Regions from separate parts of the Homo sapiens genome. Here region 1 is linked to region 2. The links are chromatin contacts, found by POLR2A ChIA-PET in ENCODE. All regions are on one chromosome and are shown on one strand. Each heading gives the region's core, a stretch centred on a gene start or an enhancer-like site at or near the end of the contact. The rest is flanking DNA. Distances are from core to core; before and after follow the strand shown.

Evidence for each region. ChIA-PET counts read pairs that join two places held with the same protein, here RNA polymerase II (POLR2A).
Region 1: POLR2A ChIA-PET joins it to region 2 with 25 read pairs in activated CD4-positive, alpha-beta T cell. The contact joins two enhancer-like sites. POLR2A ChIA-PET finds 5 or more read pairs at or near these places in 3 of 52 experiments (AG04450, IMR-90 and activated CD4-positive, alpha-beta T cell).

The regions. Positions count from the first base shown.
Region 1 is chr21:35,437,035-35,444,227 of GRCh38, reverse strand. The region is part of intron 2 of LOC100506403 (a long non-coding RNA gene); the gene reads left to right. Among named protein-coding and RNA genes, the nearest start is that of MIR802, 280 kb to the left of the region's middle. Within about 2 kb of position 5,512, at least 2 of the 41 ENCODE cell types and tissues checked have a DNase peak (open chromatin) inside an H3K27ac peak, as active enhancers do.
Region 2 is chr21:34,818,508-34,825,689 of GRCh38, reverse strand. All of the region lies in intron 7 of RUNX1 (RUNX family transcription factor 1), which reads left to right. Among named protein-coding and RNA genes, the nearest start is that of RUNX1-AS1, 14 kb to the left of the region's middle. Within about 2 kb of position 2,654, at least 2 of the 41 ENCODE cell types and tissues checked have a DNase peak (open chromatin) inside an H3K27ac peak, as active enhancers do.

The DNA.
Region 1 (7,193 bases), core at 4,263-6,762, 620 kb before region 2:
TTCAACTCAGCTGATGGGACCACAGATGTTAACTGCAGGACTGAATTTCCTTGGAGGTCAGCAGACAGGGCAAGTGGGAGGTGAATGAGGGAGCGTCTTCTGGCCAAGAGACTCTTTATCCTTGCTGCCCTCAAATACAGCTTGAGGACAAATGTCTGGACAAGCCTGAATCATGGAGAAATTAAATCAGTCCTTACTACCTGGATACCCACTGTGTAACCAGCCACACAAAGGTATGTGGCTCCATTAGAACAGGGAGACCATCCTAACAGAAGAATGGAATTCATGGTTTGCATGGTGGAAGTCACCTCTTTGCCAAAGCCTGTTTACTCTAAGTTAAGGCTTTGTTTCAAATTATAAAAAGAAATAAAGTCCCACTGTGGTTTCATCTTCTTGTCTTGAATGCCTGCTTTTACCTTTAATGCCTTTGACTTTATGACACTGCTCTCCCTGATAACAGACGCGGAGCAGGTGAGACAGAGATGTCCACCATTTCTGTGAGTTGCATTGATGCTGCCTCAGACTGCACAATCAAGGGAGCTCTGTCTGAATTTGGAGAAGGGGCTGCATGTGCTGAAATGGAAAGGAAGCAGCCGCTGGCTCATGTCAGTTACCTGGATTGAAACTTCTATTCTCCACCTGCAAGATTCATCCCACAGTTCTATTTTCTGACCTGGAAAATGGATTGATAATATCTGGAGGAATAATTACCAGTTAAGATGTGTAGTGCATAGTGCTACATATTTTAGTATGTAGATATGCCCTACATATCCATACTATCCTCACTAAAAGGTGGCTTTTTTTTTTTTTTTTTTTGCTGCTAGTGTTATTGTTAATATTATAAGAATGTTAATTTTTGTCTGCTGGCGTGGATGGTTCTTCCATACTCAGAGAACCATCTGGAGTTGTAGTAGGGGCCAGAAGTCACCTCAGAAGAGGGAAGAGGACCCTGCTGCCCACTCCCTGGAATCTAAAGAGTTCTGGGAAGAAACTTATCAAGTACCTCCTCCCTATGCTGGCCATGGCTCACCAGTACCTAGCTAATACATTGAATGAATGAATGAATGAATGTCAGCGTCGTCTCATTCATCACTTTTCCTCCTCAACATGCTTAGTTTAAGGCTTTGCACAGAAAAAGATCTGTAACTATTTGCTGCATTTATTTAAGTTGAAACAAAAGTATTTGGACTGACATTGAACATAAAGAACTTGGTTCACAAAGAGTAGCTAAGTCAAATGTGGGTGGGAAGAAAATACAGAGATGCCTACAGTGCGGGAGCCTTCTTGGATGGACACTTTGGGAAATGTATTTGGGCCACCCATGAGGAAAAATAGGATGAGGCCAAAGGGCAGGGGGAAAGGAGGAGAAGGATTGAGGGAATGTCTCAAGAGCAAGGTGATAGCAGCAGGTAGCTCGGAATCTGCAGTTGGGTGAGTGTGTGTAGCTGTGGGGCACGTGTGGTGCAGATGAACAGCACATATGATGTGTAGGTTGAGGGTATGCATGCATGTGAGTGTGTGGAGCAGGTGTGAGGAGTGTGTGGTATAGGTATGCACTGTTTATGTGCAGTGTATATGTGAGTGCCTGTCTGCATACGAGGTGAATGTGTATGATGTGAGTTATAGACGTGTGGTACAGCTGTGTGTGCACGACAGTGTGTAATGTAGGCATGTGGTGTTTGTGTGCGTGATGCCAGTTTGTATTACCTATGAGTGGTGCAGATGTATAGTGTGTTTCTGGCATACACATGCAAAAAAGTGTGTGCATGTGTGTGACGGGTATGCCTGTGATACCTTGTGCAGATATGTGGTGTTCCTGTGTGGTGCAGGTGTGCCAGGTATAGATGTGGGTAGATGCATCCTGTCTGCTGTTGGCATGAGTTTGAAACATTGTGCACCAGTGTCATGGGTGGGTGGTTCTCAAGTGTGGTCCCTGCACCAGCAGTGTCAGCATCACCTGAGAACTTGCTAGAAATGCAAAATCATGGGCCCCCCCACCTCAGATCCACTTCTAGGGGTGGGCCTGCAATCTGGATCTTTACAAGCCCTCCATGGGATTCTGATGTCTGCTCAAGTCTGAGCACAGCGCCATAGGTCCACTTGCTTTGAGCTTTCTCTTCACTATCATAGATGGGTAGATTTCTCTTTTTCCCTCCTAGTGGTGAGATCATGGCAGTTACTTCCAGCCTTAACAGAGGAGAGCTGAAGTGGAGAGCCTAGAAATTAGATGCTTTATGCTAGTGGCATTGTTGACTATGTCATCTTTCCTTTAAATGTAATACCCATCACCTTTGAACTATAGAATGCTAAATGATTGACTTGGTAAATGCTTAAACATGGTCAACTTGGTAAATGTTGTCATAATAAAAAATGCAATGAATTCTCTATACTCAGGGCCTTATAATTGATGACACACACCTGATGTTAAATTTCGACCATATGCATGTATGATTACATTGATCCAAAACAACAATTTAGGCAGTAACCCTTCCTATGAGTGGTTTTGCAATTTGCCAAACTTAATTGGACAATAATAAAAGATTTCTCTAGGTAGATTTTGGACTGAGAAGCTAGCTGACTTCTTTACTTGTAAGACTTTTCCCCCATAAATAATGTTTCTGAGAATTCAAGTTCAGTCAGAAAGCAGGGCATGTGCTCCCCATTTTAGGATAAGTGTGTCTGTGCTTGATCATTTGATACAAAGCAAGCTTACAAACAGGAAGGATTCCTAGCGGGCTCAGAAGCTTCCCACCTGGGTTTGGATTCCGCCCATACTGTGTGGGACCAGTATTCGATCTCTCTTTTCCTCCCTTTCCTGGCTGTCTACAAGGAAAACACCAGTACCATCCTTAAAGTCACTGTGGGAATTTATCAAAATAGTGTGTACAAGGCACTTAGACAGTGTGCCATGGTTTGGGGTTCAGGAATATAGGTTAATTGTAATATTGAGTGAAAGTATTTATAATTTACCACGGAAGATTATTTTGCATTTTTATCAAGCAAATTATAGTTAAGTAAAAATAAAAATGAGTGTGTTTAGATGGAGATATTGTCTTAATGCAAAGATGTTGCTGATAGTGTTACCTCCTGGTTCCTGGTGTGGTTTCTTTGTATTTTTCTAGTAAATTGGCCACAGGAGAACCTTCTGCAAAAGATGAATTCTCCATACTCAGGGCTTTATAATTGATGACATACACCTGATGTTAAATTTCTGGGCTGGGCGCAGTGGCTTACACCTGTAATCCCAGTACTTTGGTAGGCCCAGGTGGATGGATCACTTGAGGTCGGGAGTTTGAGACCACCCTGGCCAACATGGTGAAACCCCATCTCTACTAAAAATACAAAAATTAGCTGGACATGGTGGCATGCACCTACAGTCTCAGCTGCTTGGGAGCTTAGGTAGCAGAATCGCATGAAACCTGGAGGTAGAGGTTGCAGTGAGCTGAGATCACACTACTGCACTCCAGCCTGGGCAACAAAGCGAGACTCCATCTCAAAAAAAAAAAAAAAAAAAGAATTCTGCCATATGCATGTCTGACTAAACTGATCCAAAACAACAGTTGAGGCAATAACCCTTCCTATGCGTGGTTTTGCAGTTTGCCAAACTCATGGGCAGCTGAGGTCACAAGACACAACCTGGAGTTCTAACCTTGGTTTTTAACATCTAGCATTTCCATCATTTAATCATACTTGTTACTTTGGTTTCTAATCAAGTCTTTTAAAAAATGCCAATGATAGATGAAGTCTGTCCACTCTAGAGCATCTCTCCTGGAAGAATCCCAAGTCTCCTGTCCAGGCTACAGGAAGGGGCAAGCAGGAGGGACGGAGTCGGGAGCATGTGTTTATGGAGCCAGGTGCTGTGTGTGACTCTGGGGAAATATCAGTGAATGAGACAGATAGTGTGTTTGTCACCATCATAGAGCTTACAAGGAAGATGAACTTTGAAATAGAAAATACGATGAAGAAACCATGTTAAAAGTAACAAATGCTATTTAAAAAAGGGAAAGGAGGCTATGATACTAGGGAGGCAAATAGCAGAGTGATCTTATGTGATTGAATGATCAGAAACTTCTTTGAGGAAAACATGGCTAAACTCATCCTTGAAGGATAGGTAAGAATTACCCAAGGGATGGAGCGGGAGAGGGAGAAGGAGGACTGAGTGCTAGGCAGAAGGAGCAGTGTAACCAAAGCCTCCAAGGTGGGATGGTGTGATGCTCTGAAGGAGCTCAGTGGGTCCAGGGGAGCTGGAGTGTGGTAGGTGGGAGTGACTTCTATTGGGTAGGCAGGGATGAGGTCATATAGGCCACGGTGGCCATAGGGCAGAGTGGCCATGCTAAGAATGTGGGCTGTGACCTGAAGGGAACAAGAGATGTTGACAAAAATTAACTGAACTCCGAAGTCTTTATGTGATGTGCACATAGCTGGTTACCGAGAAAACCAGAGAAGAACAAATCCTGCTCTGTGTCCACTGCCGGGCTCCTTCGGTCCTGTCACATTGGCTTAATACAACTTGGGGAATTGAGAGTGGGCTTTGAAATCACAAAGAAACATGGTAAAATTATAGTCCCACCACTACTAAATGCGAGAACTTACAGCATTTAGTTTATCTCTCTGAACTTCAGTTGCTTCGTCTGTAAAATGGAAAGATGACTCTTATTTTATTGGAATATTATGAAAATTAAATTAAGTAGCATCTGTAAATTACCCAACATAATGCTTTCTGCATAGTTATGGATCAATTAAGTGTTAATTTCCCTTTTGACACCTTTTTGCTTGGCCAGGAATTTGGTAACAAATGAACTTCTAGCTTTTAGTGAATAGATTGACAGGATTATTTTATGGTTTTCTAATTCCTTATCAGGCAGTGAGTCATTTGACAGCTTTCTTGGGACAAAGCTGTCTTGTTCAAAGACAGCTGGAAGTTCTCTATCATGCCCAGAAGGCTCCAGTTTTACACAGGGTTTAACTAATTGTGTTCAGTACATGGCCTCTGTCGTCTAGGAGAGAACCGATTCTTTGTAGTATTTCTGCAGCAGTGTAGGGCTCACAGGTACAAAGCAATAAGAAGACTTTAACCCCAGCTCTGCTGCCAGCTGTGTGATTTGGGACAAACCACTTAATCTCTCTGAGACCATGTGTCTTTATTTGCAAAACAGATTACAGGGACAAAAGCAAGTTGACGAATGCCAGGCAGCTACAGCATGCCCAGCCTAAAACAGGAACTTGGTAAATGTTGAAGACTCCACCCTCTGCCCAACCTTGGTCCCAGGTCCCAGGAGAACAATGTTTTGCAAACAACACCCAGCTTGGGAGTGTCTGGGGTTCTGATTTGATTTTGGTCTAACGTGGAAGTGGGGCTTCCCCCAGTTTTTCCCACCCTGGTCTGATGGCTTCCTGTAGCATTCCTTTCGCCTTCTGCATGCAGGCACACAGATGAGAGATCTGGAAGGCAACTGACAGCAGGGTGAGGTAAGAAACCTCACCTCCTGCTTATGCATCAGAGGGAACTGAAACCCAGAGTGGCAGGCAATTTCGTGTAGATTACATACCTAGCTCACAGCAGGGCTGAGATAAGGATCTATTTTTCAACTCTTTAAGCCAATGACTCTCTACTTTTCTACTCTTCCACTGGGTCTCCTCTCTCTACTTCTATCTTTTCAGTACAACGTCTCTCTTATTTCTAAGTCAAATTCTTAGGTCTATATTCATGAAAAGCACCTGTCAAAAGCTTTAAAAATTGTTGTTATTAGGTGTATTTTAAGTATCAATAGCTTTAGTTTGATTCTCCTAATAAAGATCTTTCTTGGTGGGTGTTCTAATTGAATACTTTGAAATTTGAAAATATTCTCTTGGGAAAACACACATTCTTATGTATTGTTGGTGGAAATGCAAAGTGGTACAGCCACTAGGCAGGGATTTCAGCAACATGATAGCTCTATTTATCTTTTAACCAAACAATCCCACTTCTAGGAATCTATCCCAAAGATAGACTACCAAATATGAAAAAAAAAAATGCAAAAGCCTATTTATTGTGGCACTGGTGGCAGTGGAAGGAGACTGGCAGTAGCCCAAATATTCATCAGGAGGGGACTGATTGAATAAACTATGCTACATCTACACAATGAACTACTATGTAGCTACTAAAAGAGATGAAAGACTAACTTATATACTGCCAAGGGGTAATCTTTAGAATATATTCTTAAGTGCAAAAAGTAAGACAAAAATTAGAATGTGTATTATGCTACCTTTTGCCTAAGAAAAGTGAGTGTGTATTTAATATTTAACACATTCAATGACAGTAGGATAGGAAACAACAAATTAATAAAAGCGAATCATTAGAGGAGGGAGGAAACAGTGAAAGCAACAGATTTGGAAACGAGGTTTTCCTGAATTTGCTTTGTTTTGTTCATTTGAAAATATACAAATATTTGACAAAATTATAAAACAAAAAAAATCCCTTAATTCAAAAACAAAATGAAATAAATCAGTCGGAGTATTAACCATGTAGAAAGGAATTATTTGAAGTGATTTACACTCTTGTCTATTTGGTTGTATATCTGCAGTGGGACATGTCCTCAGGACGAAAAGAACTGCAACAAAATATTAAATTGCTTCAGTAGTTATATTGTTAATAATATGTTGGTATGGATTCTTAAAATTTTTTTCTTACATTAACCAGGAAAAGCACAAAATAATTATATTTATGTCATAAGAAATCAAGTTTTTTGACTTAAGATAATTAAATAGAAAATCAAAGACACTACATTTAAAAATCTGTAGCTCTTAACTTGAATTGTAAATATTGGTATAAACTCCTGATGTATTTCTATTTAAAAACGTTTTCTGGATGTGTCCACTGAAAAGGTCTAGAACCAATGATTAACCCCCCCAAGAACAAGGAGCTCCCAAGCATCCATGCTTTCGTATCCAAATGCCTTTTTTATTGAAAGGAACCAGGGTCCTTGAGAGAAAAAAAAAAAAAAAAAGGTTAATTCCAGCCTGGGGCAAGAAATGTTCAAGATGAGGTGGTAACATCTTATCATACCAGAAAGCAAGGAAGCCTTCAAAGACAGCTTAGGCAATGGGAAAAGACTCAAAACACACAGGACTCAACAGGTAAAGCCTCCTACTGGCCAAAGATGAAAAAACTATATTCAAAGATGGATCTAAAAAGAACAATATCCAGGTGTTCA
Region 2 (7,182 bases), core at 1,405-3,904:
CGTTCAAACTGCTGTATCTTTGTACAAAAGACAGGGGACATCAGACCATTGACCAGGCACAGCAGGTGAGTCCAGAGATAACTCTCCCAAGTCCATCCCCCAGAACAAACATGGTAGACAGGTAAATGTGAACTGAACATCTCATGCACAAATGCCCCAATCGTGTTACTATAACCTCAGTCCATCATTTGTTTGAACGCAACATCATAGTATTTTTATTTCCCAGCCAGAAAAATGTATGATTTTTTTTAGATGAGATCAGATATTTCCTTAATATTTTCTAGAGCACCTATACCGATGGAATCAGAGGTCCTGACAGTGATAGAGAAAGAGCTCTCTTCCCTGTGTCCCGGGAGCAGTGCCAGATGGGGAAACAGGAGGCCCAGGTGCCTCTTGTCCTAGCCTCCAAAAGCTCATGACAGCTTAGATGGTAGGAACAGAAAAATGGGAACAAAAGATGACATGATGACCAAAGCCAGACAGTTGGGATGGACTCAAGAATTTGACCTCCCAAAGCCAGGCATGTCACTGTTGTTTTGAAGCAAGCTGCCTTTTAAAAAAGTGACTTGATTGCCAGGCATTGTTGACTACACACCCATTTCTAAAGGATGGTGATTTACAAATCGCCTGAAGATAGTCTTTCAAATTTGGACATTTAAAAAAGAAACTTTTACTGTAGTCATGAAGTAGTATCAAAGTTTACCACAAGTTTGTATTGAGAGAAGAACAAACAATATATGCTAATATGAAAAACAGCTCTACTTAGAAAGCTACTGCTTGGGTTTTCTTATTAGGCATAGTTCTCCAGACTGAGTTGGTTTTACTCATCTACATGATTTTTCCTTGCCTTATGGAACAGAAATTCAGGCCCACTCGAATTCAGTTATTTTAGGGCTCTTTAAAATCCAGTATTTGTGATTTAAATGATGCGGAGGGACTTTCATTACCTGTGTCTTTGCTTATTTCTCTCTGGCCCTCAGAACACCCCACCCTGACCTTTAGGGGAAATTGACAGAGGCAGAGGGTTTCACCTGCCTCAATTGTCACCAGCCCTGTTACATTCTTCCTTCCAAGCCTTAGCCTCACAGGGACCTTCTCATTATTGAACAATTGCCTTCAAAGCAGTAGAATAGCCCAATTGTTATGGAGATTAAAGATACCGATTGCAAAACTCCTGTAAATAAAATCTTCACTGACAAACCCAGTTTCTTTTCATAGGCTTTTCTTCTGTAATCTCTTTCTGGCAGAACATCTCATGTTTTGATGTTAGAGATTCAGTTACCAACCACAGTAAATAAAGCAAAATAATAATAGAAAAATAGTATAGAACTCACCCTAAAAACAAACATTGGCCAACCATGTTTATTTTTTGTCTCTCTTTGCACTCCTGAGAATTGATAGGGGAAGAATGTACCACCTCTAATTCAGGTGATTTCTGATTAGCAAGCTATGGAAAGTCTTCAGGTTGAGTTTTAGCCAGTTCACGCTCCCCTAAATGGCATGGAATAGACTATTTTCTGTTTTAAGAAAAAATAGAACAATGGCACTAAATGCTTGACTGAATGTTTGACTAAATGTTGACTGAATCATGGATAGGAAAGATTGGGCAGAAAAGACAGCCACTGCCTCCAGACACAGGATGCCACAATCCTGGGCACCATCATTATTCCATACAACCTTAGGGTCATTTTTAGGGTTTAGAACTTTCTCAATAGGGTTTCAAGATTTTGAAAAGTGTCTTCCAATTCTGATCTCCGTAGATCCTGTTATGGGAATTAACCTTTTTGGAAGGGGATTCTTGTTCTTAAAGATGAAATTCCCTACTTTCTTTCCTGGAGGGAATCAGTATGGGCAGAGGGAAGAGGAGATGGCGATTCTGACCTGTGTGTCTCATGTCACCTAACACCTATGGGGTGGCATGAAACTTGAGCTTTAAAACACACCAGGGGCCAGGCACAGTGGCTCATGCTGGTAATCCCAGCACTTTGGGAGACCGAGGTGGGTGGATCACCTGAGGTCAGGAGTTCGAGACCAGCCTGCCAACATGGCAAAACCCCGTCTCTACTAAAAATACAAAAATCAGCTGGGTGTGGTGGCGGGCACCTGTAATCCCAGCTACTTGGGAGGCTGAGGCAGGAGAATCGCTTGAACCTGGGAGGCAGAGGTTGCAGTGAGCCGAGATCAGGCCATTGTACTCTAGCCTGGGTGACAAGAGTGAAACTCCATCTGAAAAAAAAAAAAAAAAAAAAAAAAAAAAAACCCACCAGGAATGGAAATGGTGCTTAATTCCTCTACCGTCTTGGTTCTTCCACACAATCTGAACTGGGTCACTGAATCTTAGCCTCCGTAAGTCAACATCATCAGTTCCGTTTAATAAGACTTGGGCCACTATAATGTCCAGCTCAATCCTCCTGGAAGTATGGAGGACACTGCAGGATCCTTCAGTTGATGTCATAAAAGCAAAGCATCCCTAGGGAAGATCTGTGAGTCAAGCCTCAAGGCCCTCGCTGAGTCAGCGCTAACTTGAGTATCAGGAGCTCACCCGTCTGGGACGGTTAAGTCTCCCAGCCCTGTAAATTGCCAGTTCCTGCTATGGATGATGTCCTCTTTACCTTACGGCTTTATGTGTTCAACCTGAGTCATTCTAAAGCCAGATCCAAGACCCAGAGAGCTTATGCTGTGCCAGTTCCTCTTTATATCACTGGAAGGACTACATATGTCCAGTTGCTTTGGGATTTTTTTAAAGAACATCTCAAGATAAAAAGGGAGGAAGAAATAATGTGACTAGGGATTGCACTTCCTGGAGTTGCAGGTCACATGAGGGACACGAACATGGTGGTTTGATTAAGTCTCGCGGGATTATAACACTGTTGTGGCCACTCTCACTCCATTAGTGCATCTCTCCGCACATATCAGATAGCAAATTATATAATGATAAAGTTATTAAAATATCTGTAAAAGTCAGCACAAGCTCAAGGGCTCGACTTGGCCTTTCTGCCCACTAAGTGGTTTATTTAGCTCTCTCATCTCAAGGCCGGTTAATCTTCATCTATACTTTGTTGTAAATCACCCGCTATGTGGAACAGCCATAACTGCCTGAGTTTTAAGATGCGCTTCTGTTGGTCGTCCAACAAGGCTGGTATCTTAAAGATGAATGCAGAAGCTTTTGAAGCATGAGACTCACCCACTTCCCCGTTTTAAAATGATAGCCTTTGTTTGTGATTGTGTCTATACCTGGGTTATCACAGAGCAGTTATGACAGCAAGATTATGACAAGGACATTGCCTGGTTCACATGTTTACTGAAGGGAGTAATAAAATAATGATAGCTCGTATTTATAGAACAGACCAATGTTGCTGGTTCATTGAATCCCCACCACCAGTCACCTGTAGGTGCATGACATGGTTAGGGGGAAGCATTGCCCGGAAGGTCCTGCCTGTGGTGTCTGGTTTGTTTTCACGTGACCCAGCACTGTTTCCTTTACCACCAAGTCCCAGTCCCTCATCTATCATGTAAGTGATTAACCAGGTTGTCTTCAACACTAACATTCTGTCATTCTGGATACTGCAGTTCCCGTGAATTAATGGTCACCCCTAACTAACATTCTCAGGAAAACCAGTAGGGTTGCCCCAGAGCCCCTCACTCTGCTGCTTATTTGGAAGGAGCCTTTATAGTTCTGCTGTGTGAGAGGCTCTGAGCCACCATATGTTCCTAAATGAGAGAAGCCGTTGCCCAGACATGGATCTGTTTAATTTAATATGATTTACCACAAATTACGAAGCATGACTTCAAAATTGAATTTGTGCAAAATTACTGATGGCCAATTCAGTGGAAGGGAAGGGAAATCTTGTTATTCCTATTCCAGAATCTCTTCCTGATTTCCTCATTTGATTCTTTCACGCCTTGGGGTAGGGGAGGGGAATGCATTCGCGGCTCTATAAAGAATTGTCCTTATTTTCGAACTTTCTCCCTGGTCACACATGGCTCCCTCAGAGGAAGACACAGCACCCTGGAGATGTTAAGGCAGAAGTCAGTTCTTCTGTCCATCCCTCTCCCCAGCCAGGATAGAGCTATCTTTTCCATCTCATCCTCAGAAGAGACTCAGAAGAAAGATGACAGCCCTCAGAATGCACGTTATGAGGAAGGCAGAATGTGGGTCTGTAATTCCTCCGTGTCCCTTCTCCCCCTCTGCAAACCGTCGTAACAATAATAGTTCCTAACACATGGGACAATTGTGAGGATTAAATGAGTTAGCCTGCAGAAATCACTTGATGCACAGCACATGGGAAGCATTGTGTGTATTTATTAATCCTTCACAAAGTCTTTGAGATATATTTTTATCAAATATTTAGCATGGATCCCGGTACACTTTCAATACTTAATAAATGGTCAATGTTATTCTTTTTCACTATTATTGCTATTTATGTGCTCTTATTGGCGGCATTGTTGTATCACCAGTTAGTTGTACCCATCGGTCCTCTCCAAGTCACACAGCTACTCTGCGATAATTCCCCCGGTGTCTCCTTATTCCTCGGGAGCCCCAGAGTGGATAAAGGTATTGGTGGTTTTAGTGGTATTTTCATTTGAGTTTTGTTTCCTTGGATAAACCCAAACAGGAGACCTTCCCATAACCACTGTTCCACAAGACCAAATGGTAAACTGTTAAAGTTGAAAGGACCTTAAACTTCTTTGCTCAAAGCCCTATATTTTACTCATGAGACACTCGAGGCCCAGGGAGTTTCAGTGATTTTCCGAACTAGAGGCAGACCTAACATCCAGGTTTTCTGGCTCCTGGCCCAGTGCTCTTCCCATTGGCTGGTTCGGGTCTGCCTCAGAGGTAGCCTCAGAACAGTCTCTAGGGTTGGTGTGGATCATTCACTTGGGCACTGAACCATGCTGTACGTCACACTGCCTTTTTCTGGAAATACACCATCTCAGGGAGATGCTAGGTCCCATGGTTGGGTTCAGTATCATGTGCTGCTTCTGAGTCTCCATTTTTAAAAGGTTGAATTCGTGCTAAGGAGGAGTGATGCTTTTTTTTTTTTGAGACGGTGTTTCACTCTTGTCACCCAGGCTCACTGCAACCTCTACCTCCCGGGTTCAGGGGATTCTCCTGCCTCAGCCTCCCGAGTAGCCGGGATTACAGAGTCGGGATTACAGAGTCTGCCACCACCCCCAGCTAATATATATATTTGTATTTTTAGTACAGATGGGGTTTCAGCATGTTGGCCAGGCTCGTCTCGAACTCCTGACCACAGGTGATCCGCCCGCCTCGGCCTCCCAAAGTGCTGAGATTACAGGCATGAGCCACCATGCCTGGCTGGAGGAGGGATTCTTAAAGCATGCAAGGAAGGGAAGTCCTCCTCAAAGCCACACCTACCCTCCTCAGCCCCACTCAGCAAGGAAGGGAAATCCTCCTCAAAGCCACGCCCATTCTACTCAGCCCCACCCAGCAAGGAAGGGATATCCTCCTCAAAGCCATGCCCACCCTCCGCAGCCCCAGCCGGCACCCCAGCCCTGCTCCCTGTTGGGGACAACCAGCTACAGGAGACCGACAGGTCACTTCCTGAGCACAAAGCCCACGTGGGTAGCAGGCAAGGGTGAACCCTGACCTGTCCCATTACTTGCATGAATTGGATGCATTCAACAAATGTGAATGGTCAGCCTCTTTGGTGTTTTTAATGAAGCAGCTACAAAAGGATTTCTTTTAACCAAGTTTCACCGTCCTGTGTGATTTTGAGTAAATACCATCCTGTGCCGATTCCTCCCACAAGCCCGGCCCTTTAAGCCTGCTTGGGGGCTGTGGCTTGGGCTGGCGGGCCAGAAGCAGGATGGCAAACAGGTGTGCGAGTGTGACAGGGCAGAGGCTGGAGCCACAGCTGTGGGAATACGAGGCTTTGGCAGGCCGAGGCCAGGAGGGGCGGGAGGCTGGTGCTGACTGATGGTCCTGTCATCCCGGTTCAGGATGCCACTGCCAAACTTCATGCCAATTGCTCCCAACAGAGTACACGGCTATGAGAGGGAGAGAGCTGGGACCAGATGAAGGCATCCCTGTGACGGCCACGTCCTTGTCCATGAATTCAGGGTCAGGGTGACGAATGGCAGGGCCAAAAGCTACCCTGGAATGTCACAGGAATTTGCAGAGACCAAATGCCCTTCTTTCAGAGGCACCAGAGTGGGGGCTCCCGCATTGACGGGTGGCTTCTGGGCCCCCTCCCTTCACTAAGACTTGGTGACTTGGTAATCCTCCCTCCTCAATGAAACTTATCTAAGAATTGATTAGGAAGAGGGACTGGAGCATGGCAGTAACTAGCAGTGCAGACCTGTCATCTCCATCTTCCCCTCCCATAGCGTGTGGCTCTTGCCATGTCATGACCACACTCCCGGGGGCTCGAGCTCTGGGCTTGCCTCAGCAGTCTGAGAACCACAAGTTTCTAAAGAACAGGTATGAGGAGGAGAGACTTTTCTTGCTCAAAGACATGGATCCACTCAGAAACAGCATTCAATGGTGCTGTGAGTTTCCTCCCAAGTGTAATGACCTCCTCTGACTTGGGCACTTCTTACAGTGACTTTGAACTTCTGAGCATTAGAGATGAGTGAATCGCAGAAAACTAGACCCCTTGTTAGATGGATGAGCCCAGAGAGGTTAAGAGACTTGCCCAGGGTCACACAGATACCACCCATATCAGAGCGCTCAGCTTTCCTTTCCCCTCCTCCCCAGCTTGGACACATTCCTAGGATTTGGATGTAGCAATGTGAACCGTCCTGAGCAGTCCCTTCAAAACAGCACTTAGGCGAAAGAGGGGCTGTTGGAACAAGACAGGACAAACACCCGTGTGCCTCTGCACGCTGCTCCACCCAGTTTCTCATCTTTATATTACAGAAAAAGAGTCTCAAATAACCCAAACAGGCAGGGTATGATCTGCAGACAGTCTGCAGGCATCTGCCCAAGAAGCTGCCGGTCGGCTGGTCCATCCTCCTCTGATTTATGTTGTGTGTGTTAAGCCTTAAATTGTTGAGTCTCTGGCTGGCTGCAGTGGTATTACTGGAGGGCTGGTGCATGTTTTCGGCTCACAGAGCTGGCTCCGGTACTGGAGGTGTTGGCCCCGAATCAAGTCCAATCTCACACCTGTCTGAGACAATGAGGGCCTTGTTAGACACATCTCCAGTCGAGGAGGTGCA